Regions from separate parts of the Homo sapiens genome. Here region 2 is linked to region 1. The links are chromatin loops, found by intact Hi-C in ENCODE. Cell type or tissue: mucosa of descending colon. All regions are shown on one strand. Each heading gives the region's core, and the rest is flanking DNA. Links, peaks and the distances in the headings are about the cores only.

What was found. Hi-C counts contacts between places; a loop is a spot of excess contacts. Peaks named below come from ENCODE experiments on the same cell type or tissue, not always from the same donor. Only the 100,000 strongest peaks of a DNase experiment are listed, where the experiment ranks them.
Region 2: a loop joins it to region 1, with 5 times the contacts of the local background. A loop is called at or near these places in 106 of 110 quality-filtered maps.

What each region holds. Positions count from the first base shown.
Region 1 is chr3:193,033,585-193,037,984 of GRCh38, reverse strand. No RefSeq gene overlaps it. Among named protein-coding and RNA genes, the nearest start is that of MB21D2, 120 kb to the right of the region's middle. In mucosa of descending colon, for the core only: a CTCF peak has its summit at 2,679; no DNase peak of the experiment used is centred there.
Region 2 is chr3:192,810,546-192,814,945 of GRCh38, reverse strand. The region is part of intron 1 of MB21D2 (Mab-21 domain containing 2); the gene reads left to right. Among named protein-coding and RNA genes, the nearest start is that of FGF12, 85 kb to the right of the region's middle. In mucosa of descending colon, for the core only: a CTCF peak has its summit at 2,022 (motif pointing left); no DNase peak of the experiment used is centred there.

The sequences.
Region 1 (4,400 bases), core at 322-4,321:
GAAGCTGGAAACCATAATTCTCAGCAAACTAACACAAAACAGAAAACCAAACATCGCATGTTCTAACTCATAAGTGGGAGTTGAATAATGAGAACACATGGACACAGGGAGAGGAACATCACACACCAAGGCCTGTTGGGGGGTGAGGGGGCTAGGGGAAGGATAGCATTAGGAGAAATACCTAATGTAGATGATGGTTGATGGGTGCAGCAAACCTCCATGGCACGAGTATACCTATGTAACAAACCTGCACGTTCTGCACATGTACCCCAGAACTTAAAGTATAATAAAAAAATGAAATAAAAAAAACAAGAACAAGGCAGCTTCAGGCATTCTGAGATGCAAAGATTTTCTGGACGTTCTATTAAGTGGGGAAAAAATGTAACAGAATAATATAAAAAGAAATTATTCATTTTTCTAAAAAACAACAAAACCACATACAGTTGATTTTTGAATAATGCAGGAGTTAGGGGCGCTGTCCCCTGCACAGCTGAGAAGCCATGTATAATTTTTGACTCCCTATAAACATAATGACTAATAGTCTACTGGCTAATGGAAGCCTTACTGATAACATAAACAGTTGATTAACACATATCTTGTATGTTATATGAATTATATACTTCATTCTTACAATAAAGTAAGCTAGAGAAAAGAAAATGTTATTAATGAAATTATAAGGAAGGGGAAATAGTTTTATAGTAGGTACTGTATTATAGATACGTATATCTGTTTACAAACCGAATCATCAGTCTGAAATGGTGGGCAACCATAGCCGCAGACCTCAATCTTACCAAGCAATTCGACTTTTTCTTCTAAAGTCTTGACTTTTCTCTGCTCCTTGGAAGCACTACTGACATCACTAGTGGCACTTCATATGGGTCCCTTGGTGTTATTCAACGTTGACTATATCACACGGGAAATACAGGAGAACCACCCCGAAGGATCACTTGTTACTGCAACATGCGATTTGCTGGAGAGAGGAACCACTCGCATGCAGACCCATGTCACTGGGTGTTTTCAGCGGATATTTGCTCTACTCCTCACTACACCGTAACACGAGAGGTCTGCAAAATGATTACAGTAGTGCAGTATGTACTACAGTTAACTTTACGCGGTTATGATTTAATACTGCTTCTTTACTTGTTTACATTTCTCTTGACTGCGGGTGGTGCGATGCATGGTAAGTAAATGTTTATGTGAGTTTTGACAAATTTTAACATTTTATAATAGATTTATACCCATGTCATAGTAGTACATGATAAAATAGACTTATACCTACATATATTTTATGCATTCATAACTTACCTTCATTTATTTATTTATTTATTTATTTATTTATTTATTTCGAGACGGAGTTTCGCTCTTGTCGCCCAGGCTGGAGTGCAGTGGCGCGATCTCGGCTCACTGCAACCTCTGCCTTCCGGGTTCAAGCGATTCTCCTGCCTCAGCCTCCCGAGTAGCTGGGATTACAGGCGTGCGCCACCACGCCTGGCTAATTTTGTATTTTTAGTAGAGACGGGGTTTCTCCATGTTGGTCAGGCTGGTCTCGAACTCCCGACATGCCTTTTTCTTAATGTTTCAATATTTCTAGGCTAAAAGATTCATCTGTGAGTTTTTCAAATTGTCCAAAGTCTCCAAAAAAGTGTACTGTATGTTTATTGAAAACCTTCTGGCCCGGCGCGGTGGCTCACGCCTGTAATCCCAGCACTTTGGGCACTTTGGGAGGCCGAGGCGGGTGGATCACAAGGTCAGGAGATCGAGACCATCCTAGCTAACAAGGTGAAACCCCATATCTACTAAAAATACAAAAAAAAAATTAGCCGGGTGCGCTGGCGGGCGCCTGTAGTCCCAGCTACTGGGGAGGCTGAGGCAGGAGAATGGCGTGAACCCGGGAGGCGGAGCTTGCAGTGAGCCGAGATGGCGCCACTGCACTCCAGCCTGGGCGACAGAGCAAGACTCCGTCTCGAAAAAAAAGAAAAAGAAAAGAACAAAAAGAAAACCTTCTGTGTGCAAGTGGACTATAACAATTCAAACCCATGTTGCTCGAGAGTTAACTGTATTTCTATGTATATGTGTTCAAGTAAATGCTTAGCAAAAAGTAACGTGGTTACTTCAAGGAAAGGGGTTGGGAGAGGGCACAGGAAGGAGGAATTCAGCCTTTTTGTAGTCTTAAGATTTCTTTTAGCAACAATACATTAGTGCATCTTTTTTGAGAGGTATTACCACCAATGAGGAAAATGAGGGAAGAATAGGGGAAGAGGAATTTTGTAGAGCAGGCTTTTGCAAGATGAGGAGGAGGTTTTCAACAGGTTTAGACAGTGGCATACATTCCAGAATGAAGGAAAAGCCAGGAGGAAAAAAATGGCAGCATAAACCTGAAGGAGACAACAGCTTTGCCTTGTGCTTTATAATTTACAAAGCACTATAGCATTTCATGTAAGTAGTGCTGCAGTGTAAATGGTTTAAATCATCCGTTCTGGATTTGAATCCCAGCTCTGCTAGTAGCTAACTAGGAGAGTGACTTTGGACAAGTAACCCAAACTCTCTGAACTTCCATTTTCTCATTTCTAAAGTGGAGCAAATATTGGAACCTAATTTATAGGAATGTCTTAACTATAAACCAAAAAGCAGAGAAAAACCTGAAGCATGGGTGCTCACATAGGACCTTCTTACCTGTACTAACCTACTCTGAAATTCTGGATAATTCTTTTCCACATGAAAACACCATATTCTTCCATTTTCTATCATAAAAATCATCATTATTTTTATCTAAATAATGTTTTTGCCATACTCTTTCCCCGAGATGCCATGTGATAAAATGGTAAGGAACCAAGTATGTTTTGAAGTCTGCACTAGACAAGCACATACATCGCATCAAGCAGGGACATTTCTCTAACGCACAGGGGACTGGTCAAGGAACATCGTTATAAAGAAGCTTTTAACACACAGCATTTTCTTTTTCTCTCTGGTTTGCCATAGATTGTGCTTTTCCTCTCCTAAGAGAAGGAAATGGGGAAAATGATAGATGAAAATTCATAAGGCAAGTCAGCTTCTAAAGAGAAAATCATGCCCAGGAGAGAAGACAGACTTTGTCCCATTGTGTCTGCAGGTGAGACTGAAGTCAGCCACGGTGTTTCATGTTTTAACAAGAACGTGGGCATAAATAACGTCATTACAAAATGTGATTCCATAAACCAGAAAGGTTGTGCCTGTGAGTTTTCGCATGATTAGGCTTTTGGAGAACGAAGAAAGAAAGGGATAGAAATGTAGTCAGAATTTGATTTTTATCATCTCAGAATTACAGGAAAGAAATGGTGAGTCAGTAGAGCATAAGAATTAGTATTTCAATACCCCAAGGGAATGCTTTATGTTTAGAAAAAACCATATAGATTGTATACAATTAAGGAAGTACCTTATATGAATTATGCACATGGGAACTGAATCTTCCAAAATCTAAATGGGAGATTCACTGATCCCTAAGACTAGGGGTTAAATTTTGAGTTAGCATCAGTTTATTTTTGCCATTACTGTTCTTGTATATTCTGCGACATCCACTCCTCAGTTCAGGCAAAAGTTCTGTGTTATCAACAACTCCTTTTTATTTAAAAATCTCTTTAGGGCCTGTGTAGCCTATTACAAATAAATTGATTAATTTTCAAAGATGTTAATTAAAAATATTAAATGAGAGGCTCAGTGAGTTTATTCCTCTGCTTAAAATCTCTCAAATATGTACACATTGACACAAAACTACTTTGCTAAAAATTGTATATCAAGCTGTTATAAAAATATTTGTATTATAAATTTGTTTATGCACTATAGCAACAAAAGACATGTCTGATACACTTAGCCTGTCCTTGCACCCCTGCTCTGAGACATCTTTCCCAGTTCTATTATCCCTGTATTTACAAACCCAAGAGTTTCTTCAAGAGTCTCAAGTATCTAGCTGGCATGGTGGCTCACGCCTGTGATCCCAGCACTTTGGGAGGCCGAGGCAGGAGGATCACTTGTGCCCGGGAGGTCGAGACCAGCCTGGGCAACATGGTGAAACCTCATCTCTACTCAAAATACAGAAATTAGCCAGGCATAGTGGTGCACACCTGTAGTCCCAGCTACTCGAGGCTAAGGCAGGAGAATCACTTGAACCCGGGAGGTGGTGGGGTGTAGTGAACCAAGATCGTGCCACTTCCCTCCAGCCTGGGCAACAGAGCAAGACTCTGTCTCACAAAAAAGAGTCTCAGGTTTCTCAGCGTTACTAGATTCCAAGGGAGGCTGGAGAACTCTTTTAGCCTGTGTCTCCTTAGCATCCTTGACTTCTGGCTTTACTTGTCACAAGGCCCTCTGCACTGCAGGGCCAAAGCATAAAAGCTCCTAGAGCAATGGTTACATTATACATGACACTT
Region 2 (4,400 bases), core at 220-4,219, 220 kb after region 1:
CATCTCTCAAAGTATGACTTTCCCATGTCAGCATTATGAGACTCATCTTTGACTTTGTCTAAGAATTTTTTTTTTTTTTTTGGGATGGAGTCTCGCTCTGTCGCCCAGGCTGGAATGCAGTGGCACAATCTCAGCTCACTGCAAGCTCCACCTCCTGGGTTCACGCCATTCTCCTGCCTCAGCCTCCCCAGTAGCTGGGACTAAAGGCGTCCACCACCACGCCTGGGTAATTTTTTGTATTTTTTTTAGTAGAGACAGGGTTTCACCGTGTTAGCCAGGATGGTCTCGATCTCCTGACCTCGTGATCTGCCCACCTTGGCCTCCCAAAGTGCTGGGATTACAGGTGTGAGCCACCGCGCCCGCCCAAGACTTTTTTTAATTGAGCAGGCATGGATTTAAAAACACTGCAGCTTTGTCCTCTTTTAAATGATCTACCCGTGCTTTTAAACTGCAAATTTCTACTTCTGCAGAGGGCTTTGGCTGGTTATTTCAAGTCTGATTTCTTTTGATCCGAACATTTTCAAGCTCAAACAATAGAGTATGTTTTTACCCAGATACTGAAAACAGTTATCAGGTAGGCAATTCTGTCTCAGCAGATTCAGCTCTTTATTAGTCTGTTAGCCTGTCAGTATTTTTTTTTTCATGTCTGTTGTCCTTGGAAAAACTCATTTGATCCCTTAGTCCTTTCTTAAATTACAGGGATGGGTGTAGCTGTACTAATCTGAACTTCTGGATGTATCAAACATTCCAACTTTATACGATGGAAATACTTCTAAGACTTATTAACATATCATTATTTTTCAAACTAGCATGTTTTTAGGATATTACTGATTTGTTATTTGAAAACTAGATTGAGGAAATTAGTATTTGAAATAACATTTACTTATTTAAACGAAGGCAAAAACAATAGAAGCAGGAGGTCATTGTTAATAAGCCATGTGGAAAATTGATTAATAGCTATTAAGCACTTGGTTATTGACACTTAAAGACAAGTTATTTTTCATCAAAGATGTGTGTTTATTTTGCTGGCATAGGTAAGGAAAGAAGGGAATCTTATCAGTAACCCAGGCAGTCTGGCTATAACCATCATAGATTCCTCCCAATAGAGCACACCTTACATTTTGAGCCCTTTCTCCCACCTTACAACAAATTGACAACTTGATGGGAAAAAAAATGATCCCTCTATCTTTCCTTCAAAATAATTGTGTGTGGTCAGATTAGTTTTAGTCTGGTTTAGGCCGGAGAACTAGGTGGATACTTTGTATACTCATCTTGACTAGTTACTTAGGGCTAGGAGCCTCAGCCTCCACATCCCTACAATGAGAATTCTAGAGCTGTTCATCAAGTAATTATAGGGAACAAATGGGAAAATGATTGTGGCCATTCTCTGGAAACTGCAAAGCGTCATACAATATATATATTGTTTATTTAGACTTGATGGAAGATAGGTTAAAACATTTTCTTTTTATTAATCTTCTGAGCTCCTGAAGTCTTCAATGTATTTATTCACTTATAGTCAGAATGAAATAGTCCTGAAGGAAGAGTAGTGTCTCAGCCTCATAACATCAAAGACTGTTTCCTCTGACTTCTTTTTCTTTTATTCCTGGAAACTGAAGCTTTGTTCATTAAAAAAAAAAAAAAAAAATTAACTGCAGTAAGTGCAAGCGGACAACTCTGCCTTGCAAAGAGCTCCTGAATATGCATTGGGAACCCATTGTCAGCCATGTTGCTTGCCAAGACAAAGCATCTTTCAGTCTTGGCTCAACCTAGATGATCCCTTCAGCTTCTAAATTATCAGGAGGATTTTCTCAGGGAAACTAAACAGAAAAGTTACAAGTCACTGGGTGGAACCTCAAAGTAAATAGGCCTGGGACTGATGCTTTTAATGTAGTCTTATCACATTTTAGCCCGTTGATCAGCTTGTTTCCCCAAAGATTTTATTCTAAGATTGTAAGACGTCCAAGCCCAGCTAGAAACTCTTAGTAAATGAGTAGAGTGTGGATGCCATCTCCTGGCAGTTTTTGGGAATGGCTTAGTAAGGAATCCATTTATTTATAGGTTCTCCACGTATGCATCAAGGGAAAAAATACATGGTTTTAATCTTTTTAGAAATTAGGTATTAGACTTTGATCTTAGATCACACTATAGTTATATAGTAACTTTTCTCCTGCTTCCCTGATGAGGTTGTTGACTAAAAATTGGTGCTTTGGAGAATGTCCTAGAGCTAAATTATCCTCAAAGAACAAGAGGAGACGTGTCTGTGTAGTTACAGTATAGTTCATGAACAAGCCCCTAGCTTCTCCTTCATCTCTTCTGAGAATGTGATATGAGTCCCTTGCTTGCAGATATAGAGGATCTGGAGTCTTTCATCATGTCTCACAATGACAGTGTTGTCAGTCGAAGTATATCACCTGACAGTTTCATCCACCATAAAGATAGAGTTTATTTCAGAAAACTTTGTCATTAGGCTCCACCATCTATTTACTGATTCAGCTTACTCTGCTGAACTTCTCTTGTGTTAGGGTGGGAGATACACAAGTCATCAGAGGGACACTGACAGGTAAACACATAATTGATAATTAGTGTAAACACTACACTAAAAAAAGTACAGGCCGGGCATGGTGGCTCACGCCTGTAATCCCAGCAGCTTGGGAGGCCAGTTGGGAGGTCAGGAGTTTGAGACCAGCCTGACCAACATGGTGAAACCCTGTCTCTACTGAAAATACAAAAATTAGCCGGGCGTGGTGGCGCACATCTGTAGTCCCAGCTACTCGGGAGGCTGAGGCAGGAGAATTGCTTGAACCTGGGAGGCAGAGGTTGCAGTGAGCCAAGATTGTGCCACTACCCTCCAGCCTGAGCAACAGAGTGAGACTCCATCTCCAAAAAAATAAAAAAGCAAAAAAAACAAAACACGCACACACACAAAAGAAAGTACGGACAAAGGTGATTGAATGAAGAAACTAAATATATCATTTAGAAGTATTTCTGTACAATTTAGAGGAATAGAGACAGAATAATCCTCAACAGAGGCTGAAAGAGAAACTTTGTTTTGGTCTTTAAATTTGGCTTGAGGCTTTCATGTATAAGTAAGGTCTGTTTGAACAAAGCTCCACTCTGATGGTTGGTTCCTGGAGTGAGTTCTTTTTTTTAATCCACCCTCCCCAACCTTAATCCCCATTGTTCTCTTTGGAATTTAAGAAAGAAATGCCTGTATCTGAAAAATATATGGATTTTCACCTCTCCAAAGCTTTCCAGAGGTCTTAAAATGTCCCTTGGGAAGTGAGGAGAATTGAGATAACAACAAAGCAAGAAATAATCAGGAAGATGCTAGCTGTAAATGCACAGAAAAGCAAGCTTGCTGATCTGTGAAGGCTAATGAACTCTTTTTGAGAATTGTTCTCAGATCTAGTTTTATAAGACTTGTAATGGATCTATAACTGATTGTGGGAAAGAGCAAGTAATCCCTTACCAGTAGCTTAGGCTTCCAGGCTCCTCATGGCCAGTTGTCCATATGAAATGTAATGTCATCAAGAATTATTAACAGACCTGAGCCTGTCTGTCCCTGCTTTACACCCCCCACCCACTACAGTTCCAGAAACAAGAATTACTCTGCTGTGGTAGTTCACTTGGGAGGTGACACAAAGAAACAGGAGTGAGGGAATACAGCAATTGAGACAGATGAGAGAAAAGCCAATAAAGATTCTGTCTATTAATAAGCTATTGAATGGGTTCATCTGAGAGGTTGTATAGAACCCAATGTAGAATCGCCCACAGAGTCTGGGGAAGCTAGGGCATTTATCTACTGATTCTGCCCCAGTGGTTGACAGTCGCCCCAATGGTGTCAGTTCTCTTGCATTAACTCCCCTGCACTTCCTGGCAGTGGCTGGAGAGAGAATGCCCTTAGGCAGAGGGGCAGAGTCACTGGCACTTGAGGAGAGGGGCTGGGAACATCTCGGGGACTGCCTGTCACAGCTGCAAGTGAACCCAGGGATGGGCTGGGGACACAGGGCAGGATATCAACAAAGTCATACGCACATGTGCGTGCGCACACACACACACACACAAGCATACTCATATATTAGGAAAAATGTAAATTCAAGTGAGGTCTGTAATAATAGGAACTATTAATTTTGTTTAGATATGAGAATGGTGGTTATACTTAAAAAGTCTTTAGACAAATGTCTGTGTCTAATTGAGAAAGTGATGTTTATGGGTAAAATGATAGGTTGTCTGGGATTTACCTTAACATATTATGCCAAAAAAATGGGATAAATGAAATAAGAATGGCAAACATAATTGTTGAAGTTAGGTGATGGATACATGGGAATTTATTTTACTATTATATCTACTATTGTATATGTTTGAAAATTTCTAAAGTAAACAGTAAAACAAGTTAGTAA